Linked DNA regions of Homo sapiens: region 2 is linked to region 1. A link is a loop called in an ENCODE intact Hi-C map of the cell type or tissue named here. Cell type or tissue: natural killer cell. All regions are shown on one strand. Links, peaks and the distances in the headings refer to the core of each region. The heading gives the core; the rest is flanking DNA.

Region 1 (8,348 bases), core at 149-8,148:
CCTGCTAGTAACTATATGAGTGACCTTGGAAGCAGATCCTTCCCCTGTTGAGCCTTCAGATGAGAGCACGGGCCTGGCCTACACCTTGATTACATGCTTGTGAATGATTCTGAGGCAAAAGACTTAGCTAAGCTATGACTGGATTCCTGACCCAGAGAGATGATGATTTTTTTTAAGCCACTAAGTTTTGGGGGATAACATGTTATGTAGCAATACATAACTAATACAAGTGTATAAAAGAAGAATACAATTCAACTAGCTCAGCTTCCAGTCTACTGCACTTTCTACCACCCCATGTGATTTCTGGCTCATAAGGATCTTTCATCTAGAAGCCACGGGAGCATCTGGCTAGAGGAGTGAAGTCCTAGGGTTTTATTTCAATAACTACATGTTTTCATGGTCTGACTACAGCCTTGTGTTTGTTCTCTGCAGCTTCTGTCTCTACCTCAGACAGACCTAACTGCTGTTTCTTATCTCAGCAGACCTGTGTCTTCCTGCCTCCAGGGCTTGGCGCACTATCTTCTCTTAGAAACACTCTTCTATCTTGACCTGCTGATAGTCTACTCAAATTTCAAGGCCAGTTCAAAAGTGTTCCTTCCTTGTTTTCCTGGCTGGCAAGATTCTTCTTCTTCTCTGAATTTTCCATATATATATATGTATATATATAGAAGAATATATATATATATGTATATATATAGAAGAATATATATATATGTATATATATAGAATATATATATGTATATATATAGAATATATATATGTATATATATAGAATATATATGTATATATATAGAATATATATATGTATATATATAGAAGAAAATATATATGTATATATATAGAAGAATATATATATATATGGAAGAAGAATATATATATATGAATACATATATATTATATGTATTCATATATATACACACACACATATATACACACACACATATACACACACACATATGCACACACACACACACACACACACACATATATGCCCTACTCTGTGCCAAGGGGTATTCTCAAGGATAAAATGGCAAATAACATTCCCTGCCTTCATTTATTTTATATTTGATAATTAATTGTAGTATCTACTGTTGGCTTTGCAGTAGAATTACTTTATGCAAATATTATGTACCTCAACTCGATTATCAATTCTGAGGGCAATGATACACACAGCCCCTGTGATGTCTATAGTAACAGAGTCCCAAAGCAGAGTAACTGTTTGTTATGGACTGAACTGTGACCCACCACAAATTCTTATCACAAAACCCTAACCCCCAATATGATTATATTTTCGGAGATAGAGCCCTATAAGGAGGCAAGTAAGGTTAAAATAGATCGTAAGGGTGGTTCCTAATCCAATAGGACTGGTGTCCCCACAACAGGAGGAAGAAATACCAGGGATGCTCAGGCACTGAGAAAAAGACCCTAAGAGGACCTAGCAAGGAGGCAGCCATCTGTAAGCGAAGAACAGAGGCCTCAGGAGAAACCAAACCTGCTGAAACCTTGACCTTGGACTTCCGGCCTTAAGAACTGTGAGAAAATACATTTCTCTTTAAGCCCCCAGGCTGTGCCATGTTATTACGGCAGCAGAAGCAGAATAGTCCTGTCATTGACAAGACTGAGCCAAGTAGTGTAGTCGACTAAGTAGGTCCACAATAGCATGACAAAGCTATAGGCCAGAGGTATCCAATCTTTTGGCTTCCCTAGGCCACACTGGGAAACGAATTGTCTTGGGCCACACATAAAACATACTAAACTAATGATAGCTGATGAGCTTTTTAAAAAAGGTTTCATAATATTTTAAGGAAGTTTACAAATTTGTGTTGGGTTTCATTCAAAGCCATCCTGGGCCGCATGCAGCCCATGGGCCACGAGTTGGACAAGTTTGCTATAGGCCATGGGCTCAGACACATCTGAATTTCAATTTTGTCTCTACCCAACAAAAGTAACTCGTTCTTGTTGAATCTCAGTTTTTCTTGTCTATAAAATGGGGTTAATCCTCCCTGTATTTCACCGTTACCAAAAGGAAGATATGAGGTAGTGGTTGCAAAGTGCTTGTCATAAACTTAATGTAGAAAAATGTATTACCTCCTGGAACCTTCCTTCTTTGCTCCTCCCTAGGGAGTGAGATGGAATCAATAAGATGGCCAGGCCAGATATTTGGAGCCTGTGGCAAAAGTTAAATCCATCATACTGATTCACTCTATTTATTTAAAATCTTGATGGGTTTTTCATCAGAGTTTTTTGCCTTAATATTTATTTTTTAAAATATTGTATGAAAATATTTGTCTTGATTACTGATTTTTTTTTAGCTCCCCCTTTCAATTTTTGCACCTGAGACAAGTGCCTGGCTCTCCATACCCTAGTTGGGATCCTGGATACCTAACTAATCAAGAAAGCCTCCTTTGGCCCGAGCACAAAGCTAACCAGGATTCTTTCATAATATCACAAACTCCAAGAGTCCCTGTACCCCAGATGCTGGCAGGCTGTGGATGGAACACTTTGGTCTGCAATGCAGAATGATTCTCTCATCATCTGGGGACGTAGGGCTTTTCTTATAGCATCAGGGTAAAACTTTTTTCTTTTTTTTTTTTTTGTCTGAGATGACCTAGCAAGGGTCCCTGGTTGGAAGGGAGATGAGCTTCCTACAATGGGATGTTTTCCCAGTCTTATGTGTGCTTTGTCTGTTTCCCTGAGGAATTTTAGTGAACTTAGAGAAAAGGAACATGTTAGCAGCACGTGGGGCTGGCCTGGAAGAGAGGCTCTGCCAGGCCCTGATGAATCCCCATTTTCTGGCTGAGAATCCTTGCCATGCCTTCTGTATGTCATACCCGTATGTTGAGGTTTGTGCCTCTCCCATCAGGCTGAGAGCAGCCAGAAGACACGAGATCATAGCACATCCTTAACTTTCTTGCCTTGCACAGGCTCAGTGAGGAGAAAGAGGCAAGGGGAGAAAGAGAGAGGAGAGGGGAGGTGTTAATTAGGATTCTCCAGAATGACAGAACTATTAATAATAGGATATATGTATATATGAAAGGGAGTTTATTAAGGAGAATTGACTCACACTATCACAAGGTAAAGGAAGTCCCATGATAGATCCTCGGCAAGCTGAGGAGGTAGGAAACCAGTGGTGGCTCAGTCTGAGTCCAAAAGCCTCAGAAGTAGGGAAGCCTTCAGTCTGTGGCCAAAGGCCCGAGAGCCCCTGGCAAACCACTGGTGCAAGTCCAAGAGTCCAAAGGTTGAAGAACCTGCAGTCTGATGTCCAAGGGCAGGAAGCATCTAGCACGAGAGAATGATGAAGGACGGAAGACTCAGAAAACCAGCTTATTCCACCTTATTCTGTCTGCTTTGTTTTAGCCACGCGGGGCTGGCAGCCAATTGGATGGTGCCCACGTACATAGAGTGTGGGTCTTCCTCTCTCAGTCCACTGACTCAAATGTTAATCTCCTCTGGCACCCTCACAGACACACCCCAAAACAATACTTTTCCAGTTATCTAGGCATCCTTCAAACTAATCAAGTTGGCATCTAGTATTAACCATCACAGGAGGAGAAAGAGAAGTTTAACTAATGTGTTTATATTAATATTGGCCGTGGTGGTGGTAAGAGCCTACACTCACTGCCAACCAGACAGAAAGTGAGCACTTTACCTGTGGACCATCTAAACCTGACAATCACTCTATGAGGTCTGTACTATTATTGTGTCATTTTAAAGAAGCCAAAAGTAAGATTTAAGGATATTATAGAGTTTACCTAAGGCCATACAGCTACTGAACTTCAGAGGAAGTACTCAGGCAAATGCTTGGCCTATTTAATGATAGTTGGTTGACTTTTGCATTCAGCTTTTTTCTAGATGTGGTTTCCCCAGGGTCTGTCAGAGATCACACCTTGGAGTCACTGAGCAGCTGTGCCATTTAGAAAGCTGTTTACTTCCTGGAGTCAAAATCCTGTCTAACTCACATTTGTTAGTAAGCTCTTTTATTGAATCATGTGAAATTTGAATGATATCAAATTTCATATTGTCCAGAGTATAGAAATTATAGTTTTTAACTGCCTAAATGAAAAAATATGAAATCTGTTATTTGTCTACATTTTTGTATTTTATTAACCACAAAAGCAGGTGTAAATATTTGTAATGAGAATGTGGAGATATGGGTGAGCCAGATTGTTTATTCCATCCATAGTCTACTGAGTAGATTACTTTACATAGAGCTGAGACTCCATGCTACACTTGCTCTACTACAGTCCACCTGAGGATCCAGGACTCACAAATCAGAAACCACTATCCTACAGATGTCACCTTTTTGTTCAGACATGCTTTCCTGTTTAGCGATGGCTAATGTTGCATTCACATCAAATTCCATGCACAGGGCCCTGATGCATGATCCAAAAATTGTCTTAGATTTAGAATGCTATTTGGACACAGAAGGTAATAAAAAGTGGAGCAAAGGGGACAAAAGGAGAAAGTGCAGGGGGAGAGAACAGGGAGTGGCAGGAAGGAGAACTGTATCATACAAAGATTGCAGGATTTTCCACTAGAATGACCAGGTTTGTGTTCACGGGCTAGTAAATTCCTTGAGACGCAGGTTTCTTCTACTGAGGCTAATAACAAAACCTCTTTTAAGGAGTTGTTGTTTGGATTAAATAAGACAAAATGCATAAGGGTGTTTGTTAAATTGGCAAGCCTGGTACACATATTAATTCTCTTCAACCTTAATCTGAGTTCTCAGGGTCATCCAAGGCCAAGTTGATGATTGATTTGGTGCCCAAATTGGATGGAATCTCAATGCATCGGTGTTCAGATATTGGTCTACTTGTTACATGCCTGATTTTCCCACACTAAAGGTTATATTGTAAAAGCTGAAGGGAATCTTAAGTGATAATTTGATTTTGCCTATTTTCTTCATAAGGAAGGTATTATTATCTCCATTCCATCCAAGAGCAACGATGGTCAGGGAAGTTAAATACCATTCAAGGCCTCTGAAGCTTGTGAAACCAGGGGTGGTCTGGACCCAGGTCTGTCTGCTCCTTTGAGGTCTGTGTGCTAGGTGTGGGAACGCGCACTAGATTTACCAGAACACCCTTCAAATGGAATCATTTACAGTAACCTAGCACTCTACATAATATGTAAATTTGTAGCACTTCCTGGACTAGCTGCTTCATTTTACCTGTTTTTACTTTTTTTATTAGCTGCTCAGCAATACTTAACAGGACGGTAGGCAATTTGCAACACTCAGAAAATTCCCATATGTTGGGTTTCCCACCCTACTCTAAGAACAACAACAAAATTTTCTTGTATCTCATTTCACTTGTGAGCACACAAGAGCTATTTTCCTGTATGAGAAGAAGAGTTACAAAACCAGGGCCTAGAAAGAAGTGGTGCTAATATTACTATTTCTTCTGTATTTATACCCTGGTCTTTTCCCAGTGGACAATTTATCCAGAGACAAAAACACATCCCCAGCCTAGCCATGGTAAAGTAAGCAAGTGAGCAAACAAACAAGCAAAAAGGCATAGGTCACTCAAGTGGAAAGTCCTGCAATTTTTGTATGATACAGTTCTCCTTCCTGCCACTCCCTATTGTCTCCCCTGCACTTTCTCCTTGTGTCCCTTTTCCTCCTCTATGACCTACTGTGTCCAAATAGCATTCTAAATCGAAGACAATGATTGGATCATGCATTGGGGCCCTGTGAGTAGAATTGCATGTAAATACAACATCAACCACTGCAAAACAGGGAAGTACATCTGCATAAAAAGGTGACATCTAAAAGGTGACCTTTTAATAGGTACTACTAAAAAATACCTTGTAAATAAGCAGCTGCTTCTCCAACACGAGCTGTTAAAAAAATTGAGAATGGAAATCACCATTATGGAAGGATTTTACGTGGGCCATTCAATCCAAAGGTTCAGTCAACTCTAGAAAGCCTAATGACAAGTAATGTGATATAGTAAAAAATAATCATATAGTTTCAGAATAAACTTTTCTCCTGCCCCCTTTCTTCTCAATACACACATACACATACACACACATGCACATACACACACATGCACATACACACACATGCACATACACACACATGCACATACACACACATGCACATACACATGACCTCCAGGGCCACTGAGTAATGGGCTACCATGGAATAAATTAATTAGTCTCTCTGGGTCCTGTTTCCTCAATCCATAAAATGGAGTAATAATTCAAAGGGTTGTATAAGAACTAGAGAGAAAGAAAGTAGCTGGTCTAGCATTCAAAAGGCATAATTAAAATACAACTATTATTAAAGTTAGTAACAGAGAATATTCTCAAAGTGATGGGGCAATTTATGACAAGGAGTTAACACAGTCAACACGAGCCAAAGCATAGCAGCAAGTCACTGACTCCATCACCACCGAAATGCAGCTAGGCAGCATGACTATCTTCAAAGCAAAGGATCATGTGGATCACGTGGACCAGTGGCTGCAGCTATGAAGGTGTGCACCTCTTCCCTGAACCTCTTCCTTCTTCTCTACCTACACAAATGGATGACAGAACCTCTTCATAAGTTAGCAGAACATTCAAGGAAGGCAGCAAGGGAGTATGAAATTGAATGCAAAGTAATGTAACACTAACAGTAGAACTAAGGCAATGGTGAAGGACTCAGTTTAAGATATGGCACCTTCTAAAACATTACAGAGCAGGATGTATCCTGATTGGGTTTCCCATTCATGGATTGGTTAAATCTTGCATGAAGCAGTAAGTGGGAGCACTTATCTTCTTGGCTACCTTTACTGACTGACACTAGGCAATCTGTAGATTCCATCATCAGGAGTATCTAGATTGGAGCTCAGGCATTAACACCACAAACCTCTTCATTATTGTCCAAGCACAACCATGTCACCTGGATTTTGAACATGTCATTTAAAACCTGACACATCCACATAGCCAAATAAGAGAACTGGGGAATGTAACCTTGAACTGAGGGAGTGCAGCCAGGTGAAGGGAACATCCTGGAAAAGATTCCAGGGAAACATGGAGGCACCAAATACGCAGGAGGAAATGATCCAAGTCATAAACACAAAAGTAGGAGCCTGGAGTCCATGGGGTGATGAGCAGCTGGCCGGTAGGTAACCAAAAGTGAGAGACGAAGTTGTTGGGAAGTTCCTGAATTTCAGGCCAATGGGTTTATGTCTAAGGCTCTAACAGCTGCTTGGTCAGAATGCTTGTGTCCCCCCAGATTCACATGTTGAAACATAATCACCAACGTGATTGTATTAGGACATGAGGTCTTTGTGAGGTGATAGGTCATGAGGGCAGAGACCTCAAGAATAAGGTTAGTGTCCTTATAAAAGAGACCCCAGAGAGCTGTCCTGCCACTTCCACCACGTGAGAACAGTATGAAGGTGCCATCTATGAACCAGGACTCTGGCCCTTACCAGACACAAAACGGGCCGATGCCTCGACTTGGACTTTCCAGCTTCTAGAACTGTGAGAAATACATTTCTGTTGTTTATGTGCCACCAGCGTATATTTTATTATAGCAGCCCAAACAGACCAGGACAACTGCATTTTGCACAACTTCAGGGTTTCATTCACAGAGCTGTCAGTGAGAATGGAATGTTCTGGAGTTCAGCAGGCCACAGTCTGCGTGCACATCAGCATGACGTGAAACTCTCTACAACTTAAACTAGAAGTTTATCAAATAGTTTTGAGCCTACACATGACTTGCTGCCCGAGTTGAAACACGGGAAATGTTGTCACATATGGTAAAGGCCTTAAAGTGATATAGTAGTCTTATGGTTTCTTCTCCAAAAGCATTTATTATTATTTGATCAACACACACAGCACTTAGTTTAGGGCTTCACATTTAGCAGAGGCCCACTGTGTGTTTGTAAATGAATGAACTAATGAGCAATAAAGTGAATGAGTGAGTGAAGGAGCAGCTAAATATATTGCAGAATAAAGAATGTTCTAGAAAACATGCACAACATGTTACTGACCCAAGACAACTGGATTTGTCCTACTGCAGAGTAGACTGGTTTAAATATATCCCCTTGTAATTATATAATCCTTTTTTAATTGCCACATATTTTATTATTGTTGCATACTGTATAGGACCATTCTTATAACTATGTTTAACAACTCCCACACACCTTGCCAATACTGTAAACATGTTATCTATTACTATTACTTCATGTTAGATTGCTTTCTGTGGATGAATTCCAACAACAACAATAGTAAAATAGTAACGGCTGCTTTTTTTTTTTTTGAGATGGAGTCTTGCTCTGTTGCCAGGCTGGAGTGCAGTGGCGTGATCTCGGCTCACTGCAACCTCCACCTCCCAAGTTCAAGCAATTCTCTAGCCTCAG
Region 2 (8,348 bases), core at 83-8,082, 260 kb after region 1:
GGCAATTTCAGAAGGTATAAGGCAAATGAAGGAAGCCACATTTTAAGCTGGCAATTAAGAAAGCCCAGAAGCAAACACATTTACATTGCATAAATCTAAGAGATCCAGGGATTAGTGCTTCCAGGTGTGTCTAAAAAGGGGTAAAGATGGGACTATAAACAGGAGTGATTGTTCCTATATTTGAAAAGCATTTAGATATACATACTTTATCACACTTCCTGGATCCTGGTTACTTTTTTTCTCCCCAACCCTAGAATGTGGTTTGTTTTCTATAGAAGTAAAGCACAGTCTTGTACCTGGGGGACATAAGACACAGTTGAATAATATACAGATATCAGAGAGCTAGCTGAAGATTTAACAATGGTGGGACTTTTCACTTTTCTTTCTCTTGGACTATTAGCTATTAACCCAGACCAAGCCTTCAAGAAGATTTTAAGAGGCTTCCTGGGAATCTGAGCAACTCAACAGAAAAGAGCTAAAGTTTTTGACAATGGAGGATCCCCACAAAATGACCCAGTCAGATTATAATTTCAATCAGATTTCCTCATCTGAACCATGGTCTCCAGAAAATGAGTTTGGTGACCATTTTCTAAATTTCCCCATGGCGCGTTAGTGTATTATCAGTAATAATATTATTAGTGTATTGCTCATACAGTATATTCTAGTTTCATAGAAGAGAAATTAATTCATTATGTAGATAGACTCCTGAGGGAATTAGGAATTAATTTTCATAGAACATCTAGTTGAGAAGGCAGAGCAAGACCATGGTCAGACCAAACACCACACAACTTCCGTTCTGTTTTTTGGTGCCCTGATTTTAAACAGCAATCACCAGGAATCACCAGTCCTGAGAAATGCATTCAATATGAAATGAAGACAAAACCAACTGGTAAAAACTTAGTAACTTAGAGAAAACTGAAACTATGACTCCTTTCAGGGCAAAGAAAACATTTAAAAAATGAAGTTATTATCACCAGAGAAAATTTGTTTAAATGCTGTATTCATGAAACAGTGGTAGGTTGTTCTTAAAAGAAACTTTTAGAGAATTAAATAAAGCTTTGGAAATTAAAAACAAGATGGCAGAAATAAAAAACTTAAAAAAAGATTAATAAGAAGAAGCAGCTAAGTAATTAGAACAAAAAGTCAAAGTAGAAAATAGGAGGTGAGGATTAGAAAAGTACAGGAGGAATAGAGATTTCTCAACATCTGAATAACAGGAGCTTCAGAAAGAGAGACTGGAAAAACAGAGGCAAGGAAATCATCCGAGGAATAAATCAAGAGGTATTTTCAGAACTGAATAATAAGAATTTTCACAGGGCCCACCATGCACCCAGAAAAACAGATGAAAATACAGCCATAGGCTTTCCACAATATACATCATCTGAGATTTCAGGATTGATGGCAGAGAAGATAGGATAAGCTTCCATGCAGAAAAAAGTGGACTTCCAAAATTGGTACAAAAATCAAAATGTCATTGCTTCCTCATCAATAACATTGGAAGTTAAAATAAAGTGAAAAATGTATTTGACATTTTCAGAAGTTGATTTTCACCCTTGAATTTGATATTCAGGCAAATTATCAATTAAGTATGAGTATAGAGTAAAGACACTATCAGAAATCTAATTTCTGAACAATGTTACTCGTCACATCTCAGGAAGCTATCAGAGTATGGCCCTAAACCAAAATACCAGAATTGAAAATTTAAGAGTAGAAATATTAACATATTTTGAGGCTATAAAAGAAGCTATAAAAATAATATATTAAGAGTTAAAACTGAGTATCTCTGAGAACTAAAAATAATTGTTTTCAACGTTCTTTATTGAACTGTTCTACAATTTCAATTATATGCAAGTATAATTTTAATAAAAATAAAACTAATTTTACAAGTGGGTACGATAATGTAATTAAGATACCTTGCACATATTACTATATCTATAACTTCTACATTTTACCCAATTGTCCAAGTATTAATTAGGTGGAACCTTGAACAAGTCATTGTCCTTGCTAGGTTTGAGTTTACTAACTCAAGAAAAAAGTATTGACCTACATTACAATCCTTTTAAAAACCCCAGGAATTTATTAATCTACTTAATATTTACTAAGACTTCAGTGGAAAGTTATATGGATACTGTCTTTAAATATTGTTAAATTTTTACCCCCGATTTTAACTCTTTATCATAAGACTGATAATTTGGCAAGCAAATATAGCAAGCAGAATCTAAAATATATTTTCAACTTGTTATTTGATCAAGTGGAGTATTGAGAAAAATGTAACTTTCACATCTTCTCGCAATCTATAAAAGGTCAACATTACTACCTTTTCTTTCTCTTAGTAGTAGGAAGTACCCCAACTTTGTAGAAAGGGTATGGCCAAGGCTATCAACACAAAAGCATTCTCTCAAAATTTAGAAACTGAATACCATTTAAGAAGCTTGGCAATTTCACATCCATAAATCTGTTTCACAGTGCCTGGTCCACAGTGGACTTTCAGTGAATGCTAGTTTATAGAATCATAAAACCATGGCATGTAGTTTGGAGACATTTAGAAAGAAAGAAACTTCCGGAGAGCCATGGCTTCCATACTCTACTACCCAACTGAAAAAATGCTATTCCTAAAAAAGCATGTGCCTCTGCTTTAGTGTCCTTTGCCTATGGCCCCTCCCTCTCCCTCCCAGCCCTTCACTTCTCTGAACTGGTTCTTTGTCCTTGCAAGCAAATCAAAGGGAAATTGAAATTGATCTCAGGGATGATGGCTGGCTAGAGTTAGAAACAGGAGATCCTGTGAGTTCGGATAGTTTCTATGACCCCTCCTTCCCATCCACCGCGCCCCCCACCCCGCACACCCCACACCCAATTCAATTAATTTCAAGTTGAAACAGATTTATTTATACTTATATTTTCCAGAATATTCTTCTGAAATTTTCTTGATTTAGGCTAATTTCTAAGTGCTTTCCTCCTTTTTATTTTAAAAGAAACTTGAGACCCTGGTCTCTATTAAAAAGGAAGAAAGCATCATTGATGTCCATCTTCCCTCCAGCTACCCTGAATTTGAGCAGACTGCATGACTCATCTTTCCTAGAAATACAACAATGAGATCATCATGTCTGTTTCCTTCCTACTCTGAGTACAGTTGAATTGGTTTCCTCTGTGTTCAGAGATAATTTTTTTTTCTGAAAAGCCCTTTGCTTGTTAATACACAAGAGTTTAATTATATATTTAGAACACAGCATGGAAGAAAATGAGCAGTGATTAATACATTCTGTTTTTTCTTCAGGCAGCTCAATCTCTACTTCCAAAACTAAAATTGTATAAATCATAGAAGGAGATACATCTGCATTTTATTTTAACACCTCCTGTGATAAAGAACTCACCACTTCCACAGGAAGTTAATTCTGCTTTTAACAATTTCTTTAGATAATTTTTGCTTGCAGGGACCTAAAATCTGATGGCTTCTGACTTCAGCTTTTTTAGCTCTATCCCTGAAATTTACAGCCAAGGAGAATATTTCTGGCCCTTTTCCAGGTGATATATCTTCAGATATTTGCAGACAATTATCATATCACATGATCTGACCTACATGAAGTGTAAATTTCTTAGAACATGGTCTGCTTCACTTTAGATATTTAGTTGTACTGCCAGATTAACAATCTTGCCTGAATTAACAAACAAATTCAAATAACTGATCTACATTTCTGTAAATGACTATTTCATCAAATTGAAAATTTACTACTGCAGTAAAGCCAAATATCTGGACAAATAAGTTTTGCCTGAATTGCATGGAGAGTTTGGGATTGTTGTTATATAAACAGTATCTAGACCATATATGTTACAAAACTATAAGCAATTCTATATTTTTATTGTTTTTACCTTTCTTCATAAAAAGTATTGTCTAAATCAAGTTATTGCATCAATCCATATACAATTCAAATATGAAATTCTCATTCATTGATTTTTATATTATTTGTACACAAACAGAATGTAACAAAATGTATGATACTTATTTCTGTATTTCCAAGATATTAGTATTCAAATATCGTTCTACCAGTACATTCTCAGATTCTCTTTGAAATTGAAGTTGAATAGAATGCCAGATTTATCTCAGGTGCAAAAATATGGTTGTCAAATAAACAAACAAAAAGAACTAACACAAAACAGAGAATTAAGAAAATATCTCAGTAGCCCAAATAGCATTCCAGTTATAGACATCCATACATGAGAAAGCATAAAATGAAATGGAGTTATTAGATATTCAATCTGGAAAGAACTTTATTATTTCTCATAAAAGCTTAGGGGCAACATTAAGTACATTTTCAAAAAAATCTTGAGAGCACAGACTCATAATTTTGAAGCTCAAATAAGACTTCAGAGGTATATAAAGAGCACTGGACTAAGAGTCAAGATACCTTGGCTCAAGGTACAACTTTGCTATTTATTAGCTGGTCCTTGACATGACCAGGTTAGCAAGGTAGAAAGATTACAAAGGTTGGCATGAAGAAGGTAGGCTTGTATGAGTGATGGTGGATGATAACAAATCTGGGGAAATGAAATGAACTACAGACAGGACACATGCGATGTGCTTCAGAGTATGCAGCTTTTCCAATCAAGGAAAGCTTCGTGCAGGAGGCCAAACAGAACCTGAACGCTGCAGTATGACCTCAGGGACTCACATCACTTTCTGAAATATCTAACAAAAATCGCATTTCTGCTGTTGCACTCTGAATTCCTAGAACTTGTGCGTGAACCATTTCACTGCATTCATTTTCCCCATGTTATTCTTTAACCAGCCTTCTTTCTTGATCACATTCCTAGATCTGAGATGTTTTCCTTTCAGTCTTTTCGGCATAAGACCTAATTACATAGCTAGTTGTCCAGTAATGTCTGGGAAGAGAAAAACCTTAAGTTTGTCATCTCTCAGTAGGACACCCCGGCTAAAGCCTTCTGGACACAGCAAGGATATTGTCTTCTCTCTCTTATAATCCTGTTGTATCTTCCACACATAGCATAATCAGCTATAAAGTTTTCCAATTCTTCAAAATAATTACTACCACATTTCTCAGAGATTTTCCAAGATTTCCTCAAAATTGGGAAAGTATTGATTCAGCTCAGTATTGATTCAGTCTAGTATTGATTCAGCTTCACTTATCACTTTCAGTGGATGGGTGGTCTTCACATGTACTGGACAGGTCCTCACTTAAATAAGATTTAGCAGCTACAAATCCAGTTACTGCATCAATCCACGTACGATTTATCTGTAGGTGAGCTCACAGTCCAAATGTGGACTGCCAGAAGTTGGGCAAAATGGAACTTGGTTCATTCTGCAGAGTGGACCACTGGGAATTGTACTGAGAATTACCAGAGCTGCATATCCTCTATTCACTCCTCCAGCTACAGTCTCTGCTTTCCATTGTGGCCCAGGAGACAAACTTACATTCTACATTATCAGCTTCTTTGATCTCTTGGCTTAGAGTAGCTTCAGCCAATCAGAGAACCTAGAGGGACACTGAACAAGGGAAAAGAGAAGTCTGAGGGTTTATCCACACAACCCCTGTCCGCCTCAGGCCCATGGCTTGAAAGTAGCTACATCTCTGCCAACACTCAGATTCTGTGGGGCACCCTTCTCTCAGGGCTCCAGCACTCCAGGGTTCTGTAATTTTGCTTCCTCCTCTCTCCCTTCCAGGCCTACAGGCAGTAGCTGCTCCCCGCTATTGCCAGGCTCTGGAGCTAGGGTGTAGCTGTGCCTCATCGGTTCCCTTCACTCTGCTCATACCTCCATTAACAAGCCATTCATAAACACCCTTTCTCATACCTTTGAACTCTATCTATAGATACCACAATGGTAAGAAAGACTGGTGAACATTTTGGAGGCAAACACACACCTGATGTTTCTGCAATTATGTTGGATTCAGAGCAAGAATACCTAGACTCTGTTTCTAGTTCTGTCACTTACCGGCTTTGTGATCTCAGCAAAGTTAATTATTAGGTTGGTGCAAAAGTAATTGTGTTTTTTTGTCATTTTTTTAATGGCAAAAACCGCAATTACTTTTGCACCAATGTAATATCCCAGAGACTCAGCTTTATCATCTGTAAAATGGGAGTAATAAACTCTCAGCTTCATTGTATGAGTTAAATTATATAAAAACTTAATATAGCTGTCACTTTTTCCTGAATTCATGTGTCCTTTGGTTTTTGATAACATTTTCCAAATAACAAAGTAATATGAAAGATGTTCCTACTCTTTATTAGTCTCAGCCGCTCTCCAAGTATCCTCTGGGTTTGCTTTTCACTTTCTTTTCTTTCCTCTAAACCCTAAAGAATCCTGTACGCAACAACACCGTATCCAAACCCTGACCTAGTGGGCTCGATGTCTGCGTTTGTGAGGACCACTCAGGCTGGTAACTGCCCACGCTGGTAAAAACAGGTTTCCACATACCCCACTTGCCTTGTGCCCACCAATAAATCCTTTATTTATACTCACTTTTCTAAAATGCAATTAGTTGACGTGGACTGAGTGCCTTTTTGACTTTAAGACTTGCCTACCTATTTTCAGAGCTTTTAGAGGACTGCCTCTTCGGGCTGTCTCCAGGTTGGGCTACCAAGGGCCATGCTTGTAAGATTGCCATCCTGACTGCACTAGATTTTTCCCTTCGTATTTATTTGGAGAAATTGAGGGAAGAATATTCTTATGACTTCTCTTCACACAAACAAGGCAAGTGAAAGTGTAAACTGCAATATATGCTGGAAGTTGTTTGATAAAAATTCCTTTTATGACAATCCAGTTGGATGGGATGAGAGCAGGCTTTTCATCGTGAGACTGACTTGAATTGCTTTGGGACCTGAGTATCCTCAACCATTTGGAGTTCTGTTTTTCTCATTTGTAAGATGAAAATAATAATGTGTACTTTGATGAGGAAGTCACCAATAAGAGAGGACTTTGGGAGCGATAAATAAGACAATGTATGAGAAAGTAAGCTGTACAGGGTCACCTGGTAAGCACTCAGGATGTGTTCTGTTAAGTTTAATTTTTTTCTTTTTTTTGAGGCGGAATTTCACTCTTGTTGCCCAGGCTGGAGTGCAATGGCACAATCTCGGCTCACCACAAACTCCACCCCCCTTGGGTTCACATGATTCTCCTGCCTCAGTCTCCCAGGTAGCTGGGATTACAGGCATGCACCACCACGCCTGACTAATTTTGTATTTTGAGTAGAGACAGGGTTTTTCCATGTTGTTCAGGCTGGTCTCAAACTCCCAACCTCAGGTGATCTGCCTGCCTCAGCCTCCCAAAGTGCTGAGATTACAGGCCTGAGCCACTGTGCATGGACTATATTTATTAAAAGTTCATTTTTAGCCCCTTTTCTATATTTGCACAATTTCAACCAGGTTTCTAACCAGACACTTGTTTCTTGGCAGTTTGATATGTTTACTATGCATGAATAGTGACAAAATATATAAAAATTATCAATTATTTAAAAATGAATGATTTATTCAGAATTCATGTGCAGCCAAATATGAGTTTAGATGGTTACTTCCCATTTAGTAAGCCAGGTGAAGCTGTAATGATAATGAGAGTAGCAATAGCTGTTGCTTATAGAGAGCTTCCTCAGTGTCAGACATTGTTGTAAATACCACCTATATTTAACTCACAGAAACTTCATAACAAAGCTATGATATAGCTATTATTACTCCCATGACCAGATGAGAACATTGAGGCCGTGGAGAATGACTTGTCCAAGTGTTTTAGGCTGAAAAAGGGGCTGCTCCACCCAAAGATGTTCACATCCTAATCCCTTGAACCTCTGAATACGTTACTTTACTTAGCAAAAGGGACTTTGCAGATACAATTAACTTAAGAAAATTGAGTTGGGCAGCTTGTTTTAGATTATCCAGGTGGGCCAAATATAATCACAAGAGTCCTTATAAAGAGGGAGGCAAGAAGGTCAGAGTCAGGACTGTGTGTAATGATGAAAGAGAGGTCAGAGCGATGTGGGAACATGAGCCAAGGAATGTGGGCAGTCTCTAGAAGTTGGAAAAAGCAAGGAAAAATAATCTCTGCTAGAGCCTCCTGAAGGAACTAAGTCCTGCTGGCACCTCAGTTTTTAGTAATTTGTTATAACAAAAATAGGAAACTAATAAATCAAGTGACTCACCTGAGTTCACTCAATTTGTTTAAGAGTGGGAATAGAGGGAGCTTGAATTCTTATCAAGACAATTTGATTCCAAAATCTTTACCTTTAACCACCATACACTATAATTCATTCTAAATTTGCTAGCTAATATTTAATTAATGTGAATAACAATGTTCATCTCACAAAGCATTTGTGATAATTAATTATTAAAAGTCCTGAAATGTG

Evidence for each region. A loop is a pair of places that touch in the nucleus more often than their neighbours do. Peaks named below come from ENCODE experiments on the same cell type or tissue, not always from the same donor. Only the 100,000 strongest peaks of a DNase experiment are listed, where the experiment ranks them.
Region 2: it touches region 1 in a loop (9-fold over the local background); 2 of 110 quality-filtered maps call a loop at or near these places.

What each region holds. Positions count from the first base shown.
Region 1 is chr2:12,705,462-12,713,809 of GRCh38, forward strand. LOC124905974 (a long non-coding RNA gene) reads right to left here. Exons shown (of 2, transcript XR_007086222.1): 1 at 3,065-8,348. Among named protein-coding and RNA genes, the nearest start is that of TRIB2, 7.3 kb to the right of the region's middle. RefSeq lists a cis regulatory region at 214-693. In natural killer cell, for the core only: no CTCF peak of the experiment used is centred there; a DNase peak (open chromatin) is centred at 3,870; H3K27ac peaks cover 2,877 bases.
Region 2 is chr2:12,962,534-12,970,881 of GRCh38, forward strand. It overlaps LOC100506474 (a long non-coding RNA gene), which reads right to left. Exons shown (of 6, transcript NR_038434.1): 6 at 4,249-5,500. Among named protein-coding and RNA genes, the nearest start is that of MIR3125, 230 kb to the left of the region's middle. In natural killer cell, for the core only: no CTCF peak of the experiment used is centred there; a DNase peak (open chromatin) is centred at 3,088; H3K27ac peaks cover 672 bases.